Regions from separate parts of the Homo sapiens genome. Here region 2 is linked to region 1. The links are chromatin loops, found by intact Hi-C in ENCODE. Cell type or tissue: endothelial cell of umbilical vein. All regions are shown on one strand. Each heading gives the region's core, and the rest is flanking DNA. Links, peaks and the distances in the headings are about the cores only. Region 1 overlaps S100Z (S100 calcium binding protein Z). Region 2 overlaps CRHBP (corticotropin releasing hormone binding protein).

Region 1 (9,390 bases), core at 537-8,536:
CCTCAGCCTCCCAAGTAGCTGGGACTACAGGCACCCGCCACCACACCCAGCTAATTTTTTGTATTTTTAGTAGAGACGGGGTTTCACCGTGTTAGCCAGGATGGTCTCGATCTCCTGACCTTGTGATCCACCCACCTTGGCCTCCCAAAGTACTGGGATTACAGGTGTGAGCCACTGCGCCCGGCCAATTATATTATCTCTTGAAGGCTCCAGCACAGGGCAAATGGTTGCCCTAAGTATGTGAAAGAAGCCTTATAAACTGGAAACTTAAATCTAGAATTTTATATGCTAAATCTTTATTCAACATTATACCTTAAAAGACAGTGCTTAATATGGAGATAGGTTACAATTTTAAATACTGTATTATTACAATTAATGTTTTAACTGAAAATGCAATTTGTCAGCAGCATTAAAGAATTTCTAAATCCTCCGTAATTCTATTAAACAATGAATAAAACTACAGTCATGTGCCCATAATGACATTTTGCTCAATGATGGACCAACCACATATATGACAATGGTCCCATAAGATTATAATAGAACTGAAAAATTCTTCTTGCTTAGTGAAGTCACACCATCACACTGTCATAACACAACACAATACTTACATGTCTGGGGCGATACTGGTGTAAACAAACCTGCTGTGTTTCCAGTTGTATAAAAGTATAGAACATACAATTACACTACATGATACCTGATAATAAACAGCTATGTTACTGCTTAATGCATACTATATTTTTTTTTTTTTTTTTTTTTTTTTTTTTTTTTGAGATGGAGTCTCACTCGGTCACCCAGGCTGGAGTGCAGTGGCACAATCTCGGCTAACTGTAACCTCTGCCTCCTGGGCTCAAGCAATCCTAACACCTCAGCCTCCCAGAGGCAGGTGGAACCACAGGCGCATGACACCACATCCAACTAATTTTTGTATTTTTAGTAGAGACAGGGTTTTGCCATGTTGCCTAGGCTGGTCTCAAACTCCTGAGCTCAAGCGAGCCACCCGCCTCAGCCTCCCAGAGTGCTGGGATTATAGGCGTGAGCCACTGGCCTGGCCTCATTTATTATACTTTTTTCTTCTTGAAAGGGAATCTCGCCTGTCACCCAGGTTGGAGTGCAGTGGCACGATCTCGGCTCGCTGCAACCTCTGCCTCCCGGGTTCAAGTGATTCTTCTGCCTCAGCCTCCCTAGTAGCTGAGACTACAGTCGCACATCACCATGCCTGGCTAATTGTTGTATTTTTAGTAGAGATGGCATTTCACCATATTGGCCAGGCTGGTTTCAAACTCCTGACCTCATGATCAGCCCGCCTCAGCCTCCCAAAGTGCTGGGATTCCAGGCATGAGCCACCACGCCCGGCCTACTATACTTTTAACTGTTAGTTTAGCGTGTACTCCCTCAATTCATAAAAAAAGCTAACTGTAAAGCAGCCTTGGGCAGGCCCTTCAGAAGGCGTTGTTATCACAGATGCCAGCTCCACAGGTGTTATTGTCCCTGAGACCTTCCAGTGGGATGAGATGTAGAGACGGAACACAGCAATGATGATTCTGACCCTGTGTAGGCCTAGGCTAATGTGTGTGTTTGTGTCCTAGCTCTTTTTTTTTTTTTTTTTTTTTGAGATGGAGTTTCACTCTTGTTACCCAGGCTGGAGTGCAGTGGTGCGATCTTGGCTCACTGCAACCTCCGCCTCCCGGCTTCAAGTGATTCTCCTGCCTTAGCCTCCCGAGTAGCTGGGATTACAGGTGCACACCACCAGGCCTGGCTATTTTTTTTGTATTTTTAGTAGAGACAGGATTTCACCATGTTGGTCAGGCTGGTCTCAAACTCTTGACCTCAGGTGATCCACCTGCCTCGGCCTCCCAAAGTGCTGGGATTACAGGCGTGAGCCACTGTACCCGGCCCATGTCCTAGTTTTTAATGAAAAAGTTTACAAAGTTAAAAAAAAAATTAAAAATAGAAAAAACTTATAGAATAAAAATATAAAGAAAAAATTGTACAGCTGTACAGTGTGAGTTTCAAGTGAAGTGTTATTACAAAAGTGTCAAAAAGTTTAAAAAATTTAAAAGCTTATAAAGCTAGAATGTTGGCTGGGCGCAGTGGCTCATGCCTGTAATCCCAGCACTTTGGGCGGTTGAGGTGGGTGGATCACTTGAGGTCAGTAGTTCGAGACCAGCCTGGCCAACATGGTGAAACCCCGTCTCTACTAAAAATAAAAAAAAATTAGCCAGGTGTGGTGGCGGGTGCCTGTAATCCCAGCTACTCAGGAGGCTGAGGCAGGAGAATCACTTGAACCCGGGAAGCAGAGGTTGCAGTGAGCTGAGATCACACCACTGCACTCCAGCCTGGGCGACAGAGTGAGACTCCATCTCAAAGAAAAAAAGAAAAAAAAAAAGTTACAGTAAGGTAAGGTTAACTTATTTTGAAGAAAGAAAAATTTTTGTTTGTTTGCTTGTTTTTGAGACAGGGTGTTGCTCTGTCACCCAGGCTGGAGTGCAGTGTAGTGATCTTGGCTCACTGCAACCTCCACCTCCCAGCCTCAAGTGGTCCCCCCACCTCAGCCTCCCAAGTAGCTGGGACTACAGGCATGCGCCACCATGCCCGGCTAATTTTTGTATTTTTAGCAGAGACAGGGTTTCACTATGTTGCCCACAATGGTCTCGAAATTCTGGGCTCAAATGATCTGCCTGCCTCAGCCTCCCCAAGTGCTAGGATTACAGATATGAGCCACCACACCTGGCCATGAAAAGTATTATAAAATAAATTTAGTGCAGCCTAACTGTACAATGTTTATGAAGGCTATAGCAGTGTATAGTAGTGTCCTAGGTCCTAGGCCTTCACATTCACTCACCATTTACTTACCAACTCACACAGAGCAACTTCCAGTCCTGCAGCCTCCACTCATGGTAAGTGTCCTATAAAGGTGTACTATTTTTTTTATCTTTTATACATATTTTTACTGTACCTTTTCTATATTTACCTACACAAATACTATTGCATTACAGTTGCCTGCAGTATTCAGCACAGTTATATGCTGTACAGGTTTATAGCCTAGGAGCAATAGGCTATGCCATATGGCCTAGGTGTGTAGTGGGCTGTACCATCTACGTGTGTGTAAGTATACCCTATGATGTTCACACAATGACAAAATCACCTAATGACGCATTTCTCAGAATATATTTCTGTCATTAAGTAACACAGGACTATTTCATTTTCCCTCTTTAGGTACACAACATTTATCCATTACAGCATATGTATAATTTCTACTTTGTTAGTTTCACTTACCATTTTCCTGAAATTTTTTTTGCATTTTTGTAGTCTTTATAATTCTAATTTTAAATGGCTGCATGATTTTATCTTTTGTCAGACAAGCATGGGTCTGAGTCTCAGCTCTGCTACGACATAGTTGTGCGATTCTAGGAAAGCTTCTTTCTTTCCTTTTAAAAATAGCTTTGAGTTATAATTGACACACAATAAACTGCACGTATTTAAAATACACACTTTGGTAAGTTTGACATCTGTATACACCAGTGACACCATCACCACAGTCAAGATAATAAACATACTCACCACCCTCAAAAGTGTCCACCCTTCTGAGGTCCGTCCCTCCCACTGAGATTCCTCATGCTGTTGCTAGGAAAATGATAGAACATTTGAATCTGGTTACATAAAAAGACAAAAACTGGAGAGTTTAGGAGGAAGCAACTTAGCCTCCTGTATGACTGTAGTCTTGGCCCCAGGGCAGTTCCTGGCTCAGACACTCTGGGGGTATCCTCAGTCTAAGGAGGGTGTCTGCCTGCCCGGTTGACAGGATGCCTCTTCTTCACATACGTCTTGTCTTTCAGAGTCCATGACCAATGCCTCACTTACAAATATCTTTTCTCCTTTTGCTCCCACCTTTGTGGATATTTACCAGTTTTTTTTCTCTAAAATCATCCTTACTTTTTTTTTTTCTTTTTTTTTTTTTGAGGTGGGGTCTCACTCTGTCTCCCAGGCTGGAGTATAGTGGTGTGATCTCAGCTCTCTGCAACTGAGTTCAAATGATCCTCCTGCCTCAGCCTCTCGAGTAGCTGGGATTACAGGCATGCATAACCATGCCCGACTAATTTTTGTATTTTTAGTAGAGATGGGGTTTCGCCATGTTGGCCAGGCTGGTCTCAAACTCCTGACCTCAGGTGATCCACCCACCTTGGCCTCCCAAAATGCTGGGATTACAGGCGTGAGCCACTGCGGCCGGCCACAGTCATTACCTTTAAGCTCCCCCCAAATCTGATCATTTCTCCCATTCTTTGCACACTATCTCAGACCTTTACGCCCTAAGGGCTATGACTCATACCAAAATTGCAAAGTGCAATGGAAATAATTAATAGAGCAAGCAAGGTGCATAGGATAACCCTCTGTGCTATCAACAGGTGTGTCTCCCCCTCCTGGGATTTCATGTCACCCGTAAATTTGTGTCTCTAGCCTGACAGATTCTTTTTGAGCCTTTTGACATTGCCTTTGTTTCTGAAAGTCTCCTGGAGGGCAGGGGCTGAGGCTGGGTTATATAAAGATAAGCCCCTGAAGAAAGGGCTTTATAAATAGGATTTCAAGTGCATTCTGGGAATTAGAGGGCTGCCAGGTGCAGTCCTGGAGATTGACACTAAGGGGCAGCATGTACCAAAGGATATATTTAGCTCTGCCAAAGCCCAGTAGAAACAAAGAGAAAATCACCTTGCTTTTAAACCCCAAGAGCCAAGATGTAGAAGCCACATTTTCATCTCTTGAATCAAATTACAGCATTACAATTTTCAATATCTATTCTATTAGGAGTTTTACCTGCCAACTGAGTTCTCCGAGTAAATTATTTTATGGTTAAATATGATATAAATATAATACTGTTGAGACCCATATACTCTGTAAGATTTACTGATTTTAGTGCATCTATAACTTCAACAACTTAATTTGGAATTAAATAATATTTTATTCCAAATTCAAACTCTTTTTTTTTTTTTTTTTTGCGACAGAGTCTGGCTGCAACACCCAGGCTGGAGTGCAATGGCATTATCTCGGCTCACGGTAACCTCTGTCTCCTGGGTTCAAGCGATTCTCCTGCATCAGCCTCCCGAGTAGCTGGGACTACAGGCGCATGCCACCACATCTCACTGCTTTTTGTATTTTTAGTAGAGACGGGGTTTCACCGTTTTGGTCAGGCTGGTCTCAAACTCCTGACCTCAAGTGATCTACCCGCCTCAGCCTCCCAAAGTGCTGGGATTACAGGCGTGAGCCACCACATCCAGCTCAAACTCTTTATATTCATTGACATGACTGTTGTCTGTCTGTCTGTTTCTCTTTCTCCCTTTGATGAAGCAAATTTTTATGTGGAATAAAGGCAATCAAATAATTATTTGGCAGTTAAACTAGACAAGGCCAACTCTTGGGGAATCTTATGTTTCCCTCTCTGATTGATTTGTTTATGAATTCATCCATCAGTGAGGATTTCTGAGCACTTCCATATGCCTGTCCCTGTGCTAAATGCTGTGGAATGCATAGATGAACCAGATATCAACCCTGACATCAAGGAACTCATTCAAAGTGTGGAGGGTGGGGAACATACGGCAGACAAAAAAAAACGTGATGTTGGGAATGTATGGTAAGTGCAATGATGAGAAAAACAAACATAAGGTAGGAAATAGGAGAGGACAGAGAAGGCACCTATCAGAGATGGGGGGATGTGGGGTGGGTAGTTGGGAAGAGTGCAGGAAAATGTCCAAGAGGAGATGACATTTGAACTGATCTTAAAGGAGCAGATGGAATTAGCTTTCCACACAGTGTGCTCAGAACCTGCAAAGGCATGGAAGAATGGGAGCTCCCAACACCATGGTCAGTTTGCAGGCAGGGCCAACCCTTTGAATGGCCAGGAGCGTGGGTGTTGATTTGTGATTTAGATCAGCTTCTCTGACAGCAGAATAGACGTGAGAATGGAGGGGCATGGTAGAAAGTAGAAAGAGCAGTAAGGAAGCCACTGCAGTAATAGGGACCAAAAATTAAAAGGCCCCAAAGGTGGTGAAGAATGGAGAGAAGTGGACCAGTTTAGCTGGTATTTAAGAATTGTGGCTGGGTGCAGTGGCTCACACCTGTAATCCCGGCACTTTGGGAGGCTGAGGCAGGTGGATCACTTGAGGCCAGGAGTTCAAGACCAGCCTAGCCAACATGGTGAAACCCCATCTATACTAAAAACACACAAAATAATTAGCCCAGCGTGGCGGTGCCCACTTGTAATCCCAGCTACTCAGGAGGCTGAGGAAGGAGAATTGCTTGAACCCAGGAGGCAGAGGTTGCAGTGAGCTGAGATCCTGTCACTGCACTTCAGCCTGGGTGACAGACTAAGACTCCGTCTCAAAAAAAAAAAAAAATTGTGACAGAAGCTGGTGTGACCAAGGAACTGGATGTTTGAGATGACTGAGGGGATGAGTTTTGCTTAGGTCCCGTGAGATAAAGTAGAAAACGTAAAAAGACGTATTTACTCATTTCTGCTTGCCAGTGTAATTTCACAAGCCCCTGACTCTGTGTAGACACCCAGCTCTCCAGAAAAATGCTTTGAAGACAAAGGATACAGCATACAGTCCCGTGTCTCGGCTGAGTCATCGCATTCCTTAATAGGTAAATAAGCCTAATTAATGCCTTTTCCTATAGGTAACATAATGTCTGATGGGGTTAGGGATGATGCCTCTGTAATCTATACCAGATGTACTCTTATACACAAACCTTGATGTGATTCTGCTTTAATGTAACTTCTGCAAGTTTGATGTGACTTTGCATGTAGTGAACCCCCAAGGCCTGTGTAGAAGCTGCGGGTGGAGCTACCTTGCTGGAGCAGTCTCACAGAACCCCTCTGAAGGGCTGCTCCCAGGATGTAGACCTTGGTCTATAGTCCTCAGTAAGATTCCTGAGTAAAACTAGTTTTAACTTTCTAAAAGCTTGATTTTTTTTTTTCTTTAGTGGACAGTCCGAATTGAGTTTGAAAAGCTTGTGGGACATTCAGGTAGAGATGTGGTCCAGCAGGCTGTTGGATAGATGGTTCTGGAGCTTAGCAGACAGATCTGGGCCAAGAAATATAATCTTGGGAGAGACTGAAATTATAGGAGTAGCTGAGACCACAGTGGGAACAACATTTAAGAGCTGGAGAGGGGAAAGTGCTTTAAAAAATGAGGAGGAGGCTGGGCACGCTGGCTCACATCTATAATCCCAGCATTTTGGGAGGCTGGGGTGGGAGGATTGCTTGAGGCCAGAAGTTTGGGACCAGCGTGGGCAACATAGCAAGACTCCATTTCTACAAAGAAAAAAATAAAATAAAATCCTAAGCTCCTCAACTGACTGAACAGACCCTCTCTTGGCCCAGGGGACCCCAGAGAAACCTGAACAACTGAATTCCAGGCCTTGATGGGAAGAGAGGTCAGACAGGCCTCATTGTACCTCTTTCCTTTTGGGATACCAAATTCCAACCTCACTCTGGTAGCATCACATGACAGATAGCAGACCATGAAGGAAATCAAAATATTTTACCCCAAAATAGACTTCTCTGACATATTTTGAAATGGTCCTGTAAAGCCGTCTTTTATGGGGGAAATTTTGCATCTATAGAGAATCTCCATTAATGCAGCTAGGCCTTTCCAGATCTAGGAGAAATTAACTAGGAATTTGACACTTTTTAAGGTCCAAAAAGAAACATTTATCATTTATTCTCTCTGAAGGCTGCTACCTGGAGGTTTCATCTACATAAGAAGAACCTTGGCTTCCACAGCCCCCTTTATCTTAACTCAAGAATTTCTTTCTGCTGACTTCAAGTCTTTAGACAACAATGCTTAACTCTTTCAACAAATTGCCAATCAGAAACTCTTTTTTTTTTTTTTTTTTTTTAGACAGAGTGTCGCTTTATCACCCACCCTGGAGGGCAGTGGCATGATCTTGGCTCACTGCAACCTCCACCTCCCAAGTTCAAGTGATTCTCCTGCTTCAGCCTCCTGAGTAGCTGGGATTACAGGCATGCACCACCACACCCGGCTAATTTTTTTTTGTATTTTTAGTAGAGACAGGGTTTCACCATGTTGGCCAAGCTGGTCTCGAACTCCTTACCTCAGATGATCCACCCACCTTGGCCTCCCAAAGTATTGGGATTACAGGCGTGAGCCACCGGGCCCTGCCCGAAAATCTTTGAATCCACTTGTGATCTGTAAGCCCCATACCCCTGCCTTTTTGAGCCAAACCAATGTACACCTTACATATACTGATTTATGACTTCGCCTATAACTTAACATATAAAACCAAATTTTGGCCAGGTACAGTGGCTCATGCCCATAATCTCAGCACTTTGGGAGGCTAAGGCAGGAGGATCACTTGAGCCCAGGAGTTTGAGACCAGCTTGGGCAGCATAGTGAGACCTCATCTCTAAAAAAAGTAAAAAATAAAAAATTAACCAGGAATGGTGGTGTGCACCTGTGTGTGGTCTCAGCTATTCAGGAAACTGAAGTGGGAGGATTGCTTGAGCCTGGGAGTTCGAGGCTGCAGTGAGCCATTATTGCACCACTGCACTCCAGTCTGGGTGACAGCGGGAGACCCTATCTCAAAAATAAATAAATAATGAACTAAATTGTAACCTGCCACCTTGGGCATACCTTCTTAGGACCTCTTGAGACAGTTCCCTGGGCCGTGGTCACTCATATCGGCTCAAAATAAACCTCTTTAAGTATTTCACAGAGACAATGTAAGGTGGCTAAAGCCTGTAATCCCAGCACTTTGGGAGGCCAAGGCAGGAGGATCACTTGAGGCCAGGAGTTTGACACCAGCCTGGGAAACATAGGGAGACCCCATATCTACAAAAATAAAAAAATTAGTCAGGCATGATAACATGTGCCTGTTGTCCCAGCTACTCAGGTGGCTGAAGCAGGAGGATCGCTTGAGCCTGGGAGGTTGAGGTGCAGTGAGCCATTACTGGGCCACTGCATTCCAGCATGGGTGACAGAGCAAGACTCTGTCTTAAAAAAATAAATAAAATAAGGCTGGGTGCAGTGGCTCACACCTGTAATCCCAGCATTTTGGGAGGCCAAGGCAGGCGGATTGCGTGAGCTCAGGAGTTCAAGACCAGCCTGGGCAACATGGCAAAACCCCATCTCTACTACAAATACAAAAATAAAAATAAAAATTAGCCAGGCATGGTGGTGTGAACCTGTAGTCCCAGCTACTTGGGAGGCTGAGATGGAAGAATTGTCTGAGCCCAGGAGGTCGAGGCTGCAGTGAGCTGTGATGGCACCACTGCACTCCAGCCTGGGCAACCAGAGTCAGACCTTGCCTCAAAAATAATAATAAATAAATAAATAAAATAAATATTGTATAGAGTTTGTTTTTTCCATTCTGAGTAGG
Region 2 (9,390 bases), core at 392-8,391, 91 kb after region 1:
TGGAGCTCTACTGTCCAATTAAAATAATCATGATTAACATCTCCAAAGTAGGATTATTTTGGAACCTGTCACATGCGTTAGAAATAATTTGTAGCTGGGTTGTTGGTAATTTTGCTAATGTGGACTAGATTGGACTCGTTAAACTGGAGACCTGTGGTGATTTTGAGGGTCAAGTCAATAGACTCTGACCCTTTGTTCAACTGCAAACTTTAACAAGTGAAGGAAAAATGTTCCAGGTAGCATACCAGCCATCATTGCCTGGCTGTTGAAGCAGTTCTTGACATTTTAAAGTAATATGTGATGATATTTTTAAAAAATGAGAAAAATGGGTGTATATAGTCATTAGCAGGTAAAGTTGCTGCTCCAGTTTTTTCTTTTGCTATCTATTTTCAAGATATTTTGTTCACATTTCAATGACTAGAGGAAAGAGAGAAGCTGCACGAAACCTAAATTATGCTTTTGTGGAATTCTTCTGAAGGTGAGAGGTAGAAAATATGACCAAGGTAAAAATGTACATTGTACGTTGTTTTATTTACCAAAGTGGTTGAAATGATAAAGTATAAGGAAGTTTACTTACTTTGGAAGCTTTAAGGCTTATAAAAAATTAATTAATACTATTACTTGCAAACAACCCTCACCATCCAATATATACAAATGAAAAGGCGAGCAGGCAGAGTGTGGACTGTCGATTCTCACTTATGACTGAAGGCCCATTGCTGGATGACTTTCCCCCCCTTTTCAACTCATTTCAGACTTCAGGAGTTGATGGAAATGATAGCATCTATGTCTGTATTTTTTTCAAAGGTATTTGATGGTTGGATTCTCAAGGGGGAGAAGTTCCCCAGTTCCCAGGATCATCCTCTCCCCTCAGCTGAGCGGTACATAGATTTCTGTGAGAGTGGTCTTAGCAGGAGGAGCATCAGATCTTCCCAGAATGTGGCCATGATCTTCTTCCGAGTCCATGAACCAGGAAATGGATTCACATTAACCATAAAGACAGACCCCAACCTCTTTCGTAAGTGTTCTCAGTCAAAAGGCAGAACTTCGGATATAGACCCGCTTTTTGAAAGTAGTATCATTGCACAGACTTAAAGAAATTTGAACTGAGGAATGATTTGAATGGAAATTTTTTTGTAATTAGAAATGACCTAAAGGATAGTTTCTATTCTTTATTATGAAAATCAAATCACAGTTTTTAATTTATTTCCCAGGTTAGGTAGTATACTAATTTATGAAGAGTACAATTCTATCTTTTCTCCAAAGTCTTGCTCTGAGCTTCTCAGGTTCTACAATGCATTTAGTGATAAGCTTTAATCTTCCAAGTCATTTCACTAATCCAGGATAAGCTTGAGTGATCAGATATAAAGTTGCAGTCTTAGAGATATTCAGGCACAGGCTTGAAAGTCTCCATGTCTTTCAGCCTGTGCCTGAATGTGGTAGACCGATGTCATGCCCTGACCAGAGGGTTGGATTATAGCACCTCAATGTTACCTTCTGATTCTGAGCCCACCACTCTAATTCAATTCATTTATGATGGACACACACGTAGCTTATGCTACACAACTGAACAGCCCAGGTCTAAAGCATATTATCTTACTAAAAATATTTACTCCGCGGTGGCTCACGCCTGTAATCCCAGCACTTTGGGAGGCCAAGGCAGGCGGATCACGAGGTCAGGAGATCCAGACCGTCCTGGCTAACACAGTGAAACCCCATCTCTACTAAAAATGCAAAAAATTAGCTGGGCGTGGTGGTGGGCGCCTGTAGTCCCAGCTACTTGGGAGAGAATGGCGTGAACCTGGGAGGTGGAGCTTGCAGTGAGCTGAGATCGCGCCACTGCGCTCCAGCCGGGGTGACAAAGGGAGACTCTTGTCTCAAAAAAAAAAAAAAATGAATTTACTCATCTGCTAATTGTTTTTTCCCCATTAAGAGAAAAATCTGTTTAAAAAATTAGAAAAGGAACACATATCACTCATTTTTGCATACAGTAGAATTAATGGTAACACTTCATGCGGCTGAAAGATGGGGCCTTTATCTGCCAAAGAATAATGCACTACTGATCTTTTGATTTCTAGTTCTGAAAAAACAAAAGAATTTTTGAAAAAGCCCCCCAAAAAGGCTGTTCCTGAGGACTGCAACAGAAGAATTCTAGAAGACAAAATAAAGAGTTTCCCCTATATTTTGTTTAGTTAGAAATCAGAAACCTCCTGGGCCAGGCGTGGTGGCTCATGCCTGTAATCCTAGCACTTTGGGAGGCCGAGGAGGAGGATCACTTGAGCCCAGGAGTTTAAGATCAGGCTGGCCCACAAAGTGAGACCCTGTCTGTATTAAAACTTTTAAAAAAGTTTATTAAAAAAAGAAACTTCCTAGAACCATCAAGGAATTTCAGTCCTTTTTGAAAGTAAGTATAATTAAAAATATGAAAAGGAGGCAAGAGGTGTTTCTGATCTGTTCTGATCAATGTTGATTCATCCAGTAATCAGAAAAAAAAGTACAAATTCTGATGCTTCTAGTTTCATATCTAGACTAATTAATGTATTGTAAATTTATTTATTTGAGACGGAGTGTTGCTCTGTCACCCATGCTGGAGTGCAGTGGCACGATCTTGGCTCACTGCAACCTCTGCCTCTCGGGTTCAAGCAATTCTCTGCCTCAGCCTCCCGAGTAGCTGGGATTACAGGCGCCCGTCACCATGCCTGGCTAATTTTTGTGTTTTTAGTAGAGACAGAGTTTCACCATCTTGGCCAGGTTGGTCATGAACTCCTGACCTCGTGATCCACCCGCCTCGGCCTCCCAAAGTGCTGGGATTACAGGCGTGAGCCACCACTCCCGGCCAATGTATTGTAAATTTAGATTTGAGATATAAAACAAAAAATTGTAGAAGTTCTTGGGAGTAAATTAAACATTAAAAATGCACCTTTTAGTTAACTTATCACTTAACATGCAGCAAATATTTATCAGACTTAATACTGCTGTCTTTCATTTTTTTCTCAGCCTATTTTCTCACTATTAGAAAAATACTTAAAATAGGCCTGGCATGGGGGCTCACTCCTGTAATCCTACACTTTGGGAGGCTGAGGCAGGTGAATCCCTTGAGGTCAGGAGGTCGAGACCAGCCTGGCCAACGTGGTGAAACCCTGTCTCTACTAAAAATACAAAAATTAGCCAGATGTTGTGGCACATGTCTGTAGTCCCAGCTACTCAGGAGGCTGAGGCAGGAGAATCACTTGAACCCGGGAGGCAGAGGTTGCAGTGAGCTGAGATGGTGCCACTGCATTCTAGCCAGGGTGACAGAGCAAGATTCCATCTCAGAAAAAAAAAAAGAAAAGAAAAATACTTAAAATAAGCCTGGGGCCATGGTGAAGCTGCCGAGCTGCATCCTAGGCCCCCAGTTTTAAAATAAAAATTAAGTTTTTTTAAAAAAGAAAATAAGTAAGAATGAAAAAGAAAATACTTAAAATTATTTACTTTATTATTTAAAAATAGACAGAGTTTGAGTTTTGGACTCACCATTAAGCCTCGATTTTTCCAGATTCCTAGCTTTAAGCTGGACTCTAGTTAACTCAAGTGTTCCTAGAACTACTACCAGCTAGTATTTGTTTGGGTGCTGTGTTATGTCTTGTGATTGTTATAAACAAGGTAACCCCCTAAGATTAACATTAGAAGCCCCCTCACAGCCCAGGGCCTCCTGACAATATCCACGTGTCACTGATGGTTTTTGTTCCCCAAATCCTTCCTGTCTCCAAATTGCTTTTGTGGTATATATGCTCTCTTCCTGGGCAGAAGGCCCTAGATCATGAACAGGAGCCCTAGAATAAGATACAATAAATGTCTATAAAAACCTAGCAAACCAAGTAAAGGAAACGTGAATTTCTTTTTCTTTTCTACAAAGCTTGCAATGTCATTTCTCAGACTCCAAATGGAAAGTTTACCCTGGTAGTTCCACACCAGCATCGAAACTGCAGCTTCTCCATAATTTATCCTGTGGTGATCAAAATATCTGATCTTACCCTGGGACACGTAAATGGTCTTCAGTTAAAGGTGAGTTGCTTACTTGTTTCCTAACCGTTTGATAAGGCCACAACTTTATCAGAGCAGAAGCAATCATATAGGGAAAACCTGGACACTAGCAAATTGGCGTAGTACGTTGCTCTGATGAACTCTTAAATCTCAAATGTGTTTGCCCTAGCTGCTTTGACTAACCCCCTCTTCTATTTCAGTTATGCGGCAAGTTGCATACTCAGGTGCCCCTTCTGACTACTTGAATACTTTCCCTGTGATGTAAGAAGTGTTTTCAATTGGTAAAGTTGTGGTATATAATTACAATTGAACTCTCTTGTACTTGCCTCTTTTACAAAAATTCTCTCCTAGCAGAACGTAGTGTGAGTCATCTACACAGCTGTTTTTCTGATTATTGGAATTTTCTTTTGACATGAAGGAAGTATCTCATTGACAGAACTGCGTTGTGAAGGAGTGCTAACTGTAGCATAAAATACAAAATTGGATTTTTAGATTGCAAAATACAGTAAAGCTTTGAAAAGTATTTGGCATGACATTTAACTCAATACATTTTGCCTAAAAAATATTAGCCAAGAACCCCTATCAACTTGTTTTTGAATAAACTTCTGTATGGACCTTAAAATTCATGCTGAGTTTGACCGCATTTTCTTGCACTGGTAGCATTTTCCCTCTGAGTCATCCTCATTTCCTTCTACTTTCTCACATGACTAGGTTAAGATAACTCATGTATTTGCTGCTATCAAAGGCAGTCATAATTCCTAATCAGACAGATTTTAGTGAAAACCAAATAAATAGAACTAGGACTGAGAAAAGGAGTATATCCAATTTCCTTTAAGCCCTAAATTCATGGACTAGTGCCTGCTTTTTTTAAGTTGGAACTTAGTGGAAGAATAGTCCTTTGATAAGGACATTTTTGGGTATCTTTGGTACAGTTTTACTGGCTTGATATTATTTGTATGTCATTTTTGATGTAAAATATAGAAGATGAAAGGTGTGAGCACAGACTGGGAGATCTGCACTTTAGTTATTGGGGCTATGGGGGTAATCTTGGTGTTTCCTCCCGAACAATTTAGAGCCTACAGTGTTCTAGGCATCTGTTCCTTCACAAAATATTTTTTGAATGCTTACCATGTGCAAGGCACTATTGTAGATGCTGGAAATTAGCAATAAACAAGACAGGTCCTGCTCACAGGGACCCTGCATTCAAGTGGGATGAGACAGGCAAAATTGCCATGTATTTCAGTTGGTGATAAGTGCTATACAGAAAATGCAGCAGAGTAGTGTGGTAGACAGTGACTGGGAGCATGGGGGTGGATGGAGAGGCGCGGGGCTACTTGTGATAAAGTGGTCAGGAAAGAAACCTTTTGAGAAGTGAGACCTGGGTGATAGATCAGAAGGAACCAGCAGCTGTGAGAACAGGGAGCAGAGGGAACAGTGCAGGGGCTCAGAGGCAGGAATGGGCTTGCTGGATTCCAGACATGGAAAGAAGAGGAGGATTGGCATAAAACAGCTTCAGGGAGATGGGCAGGGCCAGAGTGTGGTGAGCCCTGCAGGCCACATTAGGGAGTTTAAGTGCAGTGGTAAACCACTGAAAGAGTTCAGGGAGGAAAGCAACATGATCTGATGTATGCTGTCTAAAACGTCACTGTGGCTTCCATGCAATGAATGGGCTGTAGGGCCATGCCACCCTTTTTATGGCTCTGGTGAGATGTTTCTTTAGTTATTATTAACATATCTATCAAGATTATTTTCTTAAACCTCCCAGATTTCTATGTATTGGAAGATGAGTTCCACCAAAATAAAACCAAAACCAAAAAACCTTCAATTTTGCACATTGAGTTGGTGTGAGGATCTTACATTTGGTACAAGGAATGTAAGTACTTTTTATTGTTTTTTGTTTTTTGTTTTTTTTTTGAGATGGAGTCTCGCTCTGTCGCCCAGGCTGGAGTGCAGACATGCAGTCTCGGCTCACTGCAACCTCTGCCTCCGAGGTTCAAGCAATTCTCCTGCCTCAGTCTCCTGAGTAGCTGGGATTACAAGCATGAGCCACCACACCTGGCTAATTTTTTTTTGTATTTTTAGTAGAGACAGGGTTTCACCATATTGGCCAGGCTGGTCTCAAACTCCTGACCTTGTGATCTGCCCGCCTCGGCCTCCCAAAGTGCTGGGATTACAAACATGAGCCACTGCTCCTGGCCAAGTACTTTTTTGGTACATTATTGTGGGCTAGGCAAAAGATAGTAGTGGCTTAGAACCTGAACAAAGAAATTTAGGGAATCCCTGTTGAGAAACTGAACTTGAGAGGTCCCTGCATAACTCAGTTTCTGCCATTGTAAGAAAAGCTGAGAGGTTTGCAAAGAAGGGAGAAAAATCATTGAACAGCAAGGAATAAGTGCACTTAACTTTCTTGTTTCTTTGTTTTGTTCCCCTCACTTTAGTTTCTATTTCTTCCTAGCTTCTTTATTTCCTACTTCTCTCTCCTGAGTCTGCCTTTTTGCCTGCAACAGCACCTGCTGAATTTTGGAACCTATAAAACTAAGTGGAAAATTTAGTTGTAAGAGATGTTCCTCCTGGACATCCTCTACTCAAGGGAAAGGCAATTAAAGTTTTTTTCCTTTACTGCTAAATTGCTTATTCCACTCTCAATACAAGAACATGAAGCCCTGTATACAGTGGGGCTAATTAAACCTCTTTCATCATTTGATGCAATTATGTATAAAGCCTCTAAGCATCAAACCCAGTACATAGTAGGTAGGCCCTTTAAAAATATGTATCCCCACCTGCCCCTGCTCATTAGTGAAGCAGTTGCCATTATGTTATTTTCCAATTTGCTGTTTAGTTCCAGTTGTATTCCAATGCTCTTCTGTGTTTTTTTGTTTGTTTTGTTTTGTTTTGTTTTTTCGGAGACAGAGTCTCACTCTGTCGCCCAGGCTGGAGTGCAGTGACGTGATCTTGGCTCACTGCAACCTCTGCCTCCCAGGTTCAAGTGATTCTCCCACCTCAGCTTCCCGAGTAGCTGGGACTACAGGTGTGTGCCACCGCGCTTGGCTAATTTTTGTATTTTTAGTGGAGACGGGGTTTCACCGTGTTGGCCAGGCTGGTCTCGAACTCCTGACCTCAAATGATCCACCTGCCTTGGCCTCCCAAAGTGCTGGAATTACAGGCGTGAGCCACCATGCTGGTCAGTGCCCTTCTAAATGCCTGAATGTGTGTGCTTATGTGTGTGTGTGGGTGTGTGTGTGTATTAAGTTCTCTATTTTAGATTTTGGTTCCTATGTGTTAAGGTCTATCTAGTGAAGTACTGAGCACCTTGTCACATTCTACTAGATCTCTTAATGAGCACACTTCAATGAAAAAGAGGATCACAGGCAAAATTGTGGGGACCAGTACAAATGAAAATGTGGGAGCCCTTATTACAATTTTATGAAAATGCAGCAGAACATTAAACCAAGCATAGAGCCCTTCTAGGCACTGGCTTTTTGTGGCTGCACAGGTGGCATACTTGTGAGACTGCCCTGGGGAGATGGGGGCTCAGAGTACTTTTGGGACTAAGAGTGGTTGCTTTGTTTGTGTTGGAAAGTGAGGCACGGGGATTGCTATGGACAAGACAGTGTGGAAAAAATGAAAAGGCTGGGTGAGGTGGCTCACACCTGTAATCCCAGCATTTTGGGAGTCCGAGGCAGGAGGATCCCTTGAGGTTAGGAGTTCAAGACCGGCCTGGGCAACATATCAAGGACCCATCTCTACAAAATTGAAAAAAAAAAAAAAGGGGGAAGCAGGAAAAGGTGATCATGGTGGACCACACAAAGCTTTAGAATGAATTCTTTTGAGTAGCTTGAAATAAATTTGTTTTAGTTGAAAGGAGAAAGATCATGGTAACTGTAGCTAACTTGGGCCCCAAATCAGGGTTTTATTATTTCTTTAACATACTCATAATTAATCAAAATTCTTATTGTTAGAAATGAGGTGTTCCAATAGCACACAAATTTCCTTTACAAAGAAGAAGAAAAGAGATGAGGTGAAGGAAAAACGGATGTGAAAGCCCTATTTATAAAATGTAGGTATTTGACTTCGCTTAGCTGTGACTGCATGCATTAAGAAATTGGAGTGATTCAGTATGTATGTCCAAATGATTTGAAAAGTAAAGCATTTTTTGGTTGAATTTCCACACATCTTATATGGAGTTTACAGATTTCCATTTTATCATTCCAGTCCTTGAGCTTAAAAAAAATGAAAAAAACATGTACACACATTTCTAAAAAAAATGATTACTCAACTGATTTAGAAAAGCAATTTTTATGATTTTTTCTCTTTTAAATGTCTTTTAATTTCCAGAGTCCCAGATGTTAAATTAAATGGTATTGCCAGGATGTTGAGGGCTGATTGAGTGAATTCATGGACCCGCTGTTGGTCAAATGGTTTGACTTCTGTAATTGGTTTAAATGTGTCTTTCTCTGCTGCTTTATTCCCTTAGAAATCCTCAGCAGGTTGCGAGGGAATAGGAGACTTTGTGGAGCTGCTGGGAGGAACTGGATTGGACCCTTCCAAGATGACGCCTTTAGCTGATCTCTGCTACCCCTTTCATGGCCCGGGTGAGGTATTTCTTTGATTGTTATGTATGTGCCTATCAAGATTAAAAAAAAATAAGCACTCCCCTAATATTTTCTACATTGGAAGGTGAGTTTCGCCAAAAAAGCCTTCAATTTTTCACACTGAGCCAGTATGAGGATTTGAGGCTATATATAACATCAGTATCTTTACCAAAATATCCGACACTGGGAGAGAAACCTTTGAAGCAATAAAGGTTGGCCTTAAGTAAAACTATGAAAAAGACAAAGCTTTTAAAATCTGCATTCTTTCCATTTTCTTGGGGGTCTCTGCTTTCATTTTCTAGAGACTAAAGAGTTTACTAACTGAAACACTTATGGTTCAAATAGTAGATGTATCATCAATTAGTAATAGGATAATAATGAAATAACTGTTTTTTATGTATGTGTATGTATGTGTGTGTGTTACTCATAGTAAATAAACAACAAAGTGATAAGCTTTATTAGAAATTCTTAGAACTGCTAAGTCTATAACTTCTTATGGCTAAACTAGCCTCTCAAAGGCCAGTGTAACACAGAGGTAAATTCTGAAATCTAAAAGCGGTCACCAGTAATAGAAGACTGGTTTATTTGGCACAGCATATGCCAAATAGAACCAGATCTATGTCAGAGACAAGTGAGTATTTTCACTTTTTTATGCTCATGTCAGGTGAGGATGGATGGGACTTCATGACCTCATGACCAGATAACTCAATGAAGTCTCGGGGAGGTGGGGGAGAGGAGTCATAAAACATTCCTGTAAAGGTCACTCCCATAGCTTTAC

Evidence for each region. A loop is a pair of places that touch in the nucleus more often than their neighbours do. Peaks named below come from ENCODE experiments on the same cell type or tissue, not always from the same donor. Only the 100,000 strongest peaks of a DNase experiment are listed, where the experiment ranks them.
Region 2: it touches region 1 in a loop (2.1-fold over the local background); 4 of 110 quality-filtered maps call a loop at or near these places.

The regions. Positions count from the first base shown.
Region 1 is chr5:76,863,652-76,873,041 of GRCh38, forward strand. It overlaps S100Z (S100 calcium binding protein Z), which reads left to right. Exons shown (of 5, transcript NM_130772.4): 2 at 6,515-6,633. Among named protein-coding and RNA genes, the nearest start is that of S100Z, 18 kb to the left of the region's middle. RefSeq lists an enhancer at 6,697-7,394. In endothelial cell of umbilical vein, for the core only: a CTCF peak has its summit at 4,604; a DNase peak (open chromatin) is centred at 4,640.
Region 2 is chr5:76,954,849-76,964,238 of GRCh38, forward strand. It overlaps CRHBP (corticotropin releasing hormone binding protein), which reads left to right. Exons shown (of 7, transcript NM_001882.4): 4 at 805-1,015; 5 at 3,893-4,041; 6 at 8,495-8,612. Among named protein-coding and RNA genes, the nearest start is that of CRHBP, 6.5 kb to the left of the region's middle. In endothelial cell of umbilical vein, for the core only: no CTCF peak of the experiment used is centred there; DNase peaks (open chromatin) are centred at 4,413 and 4,673; H3K27ac peaks cover 665 bases; H3K27me3 peaks cover 225 bases.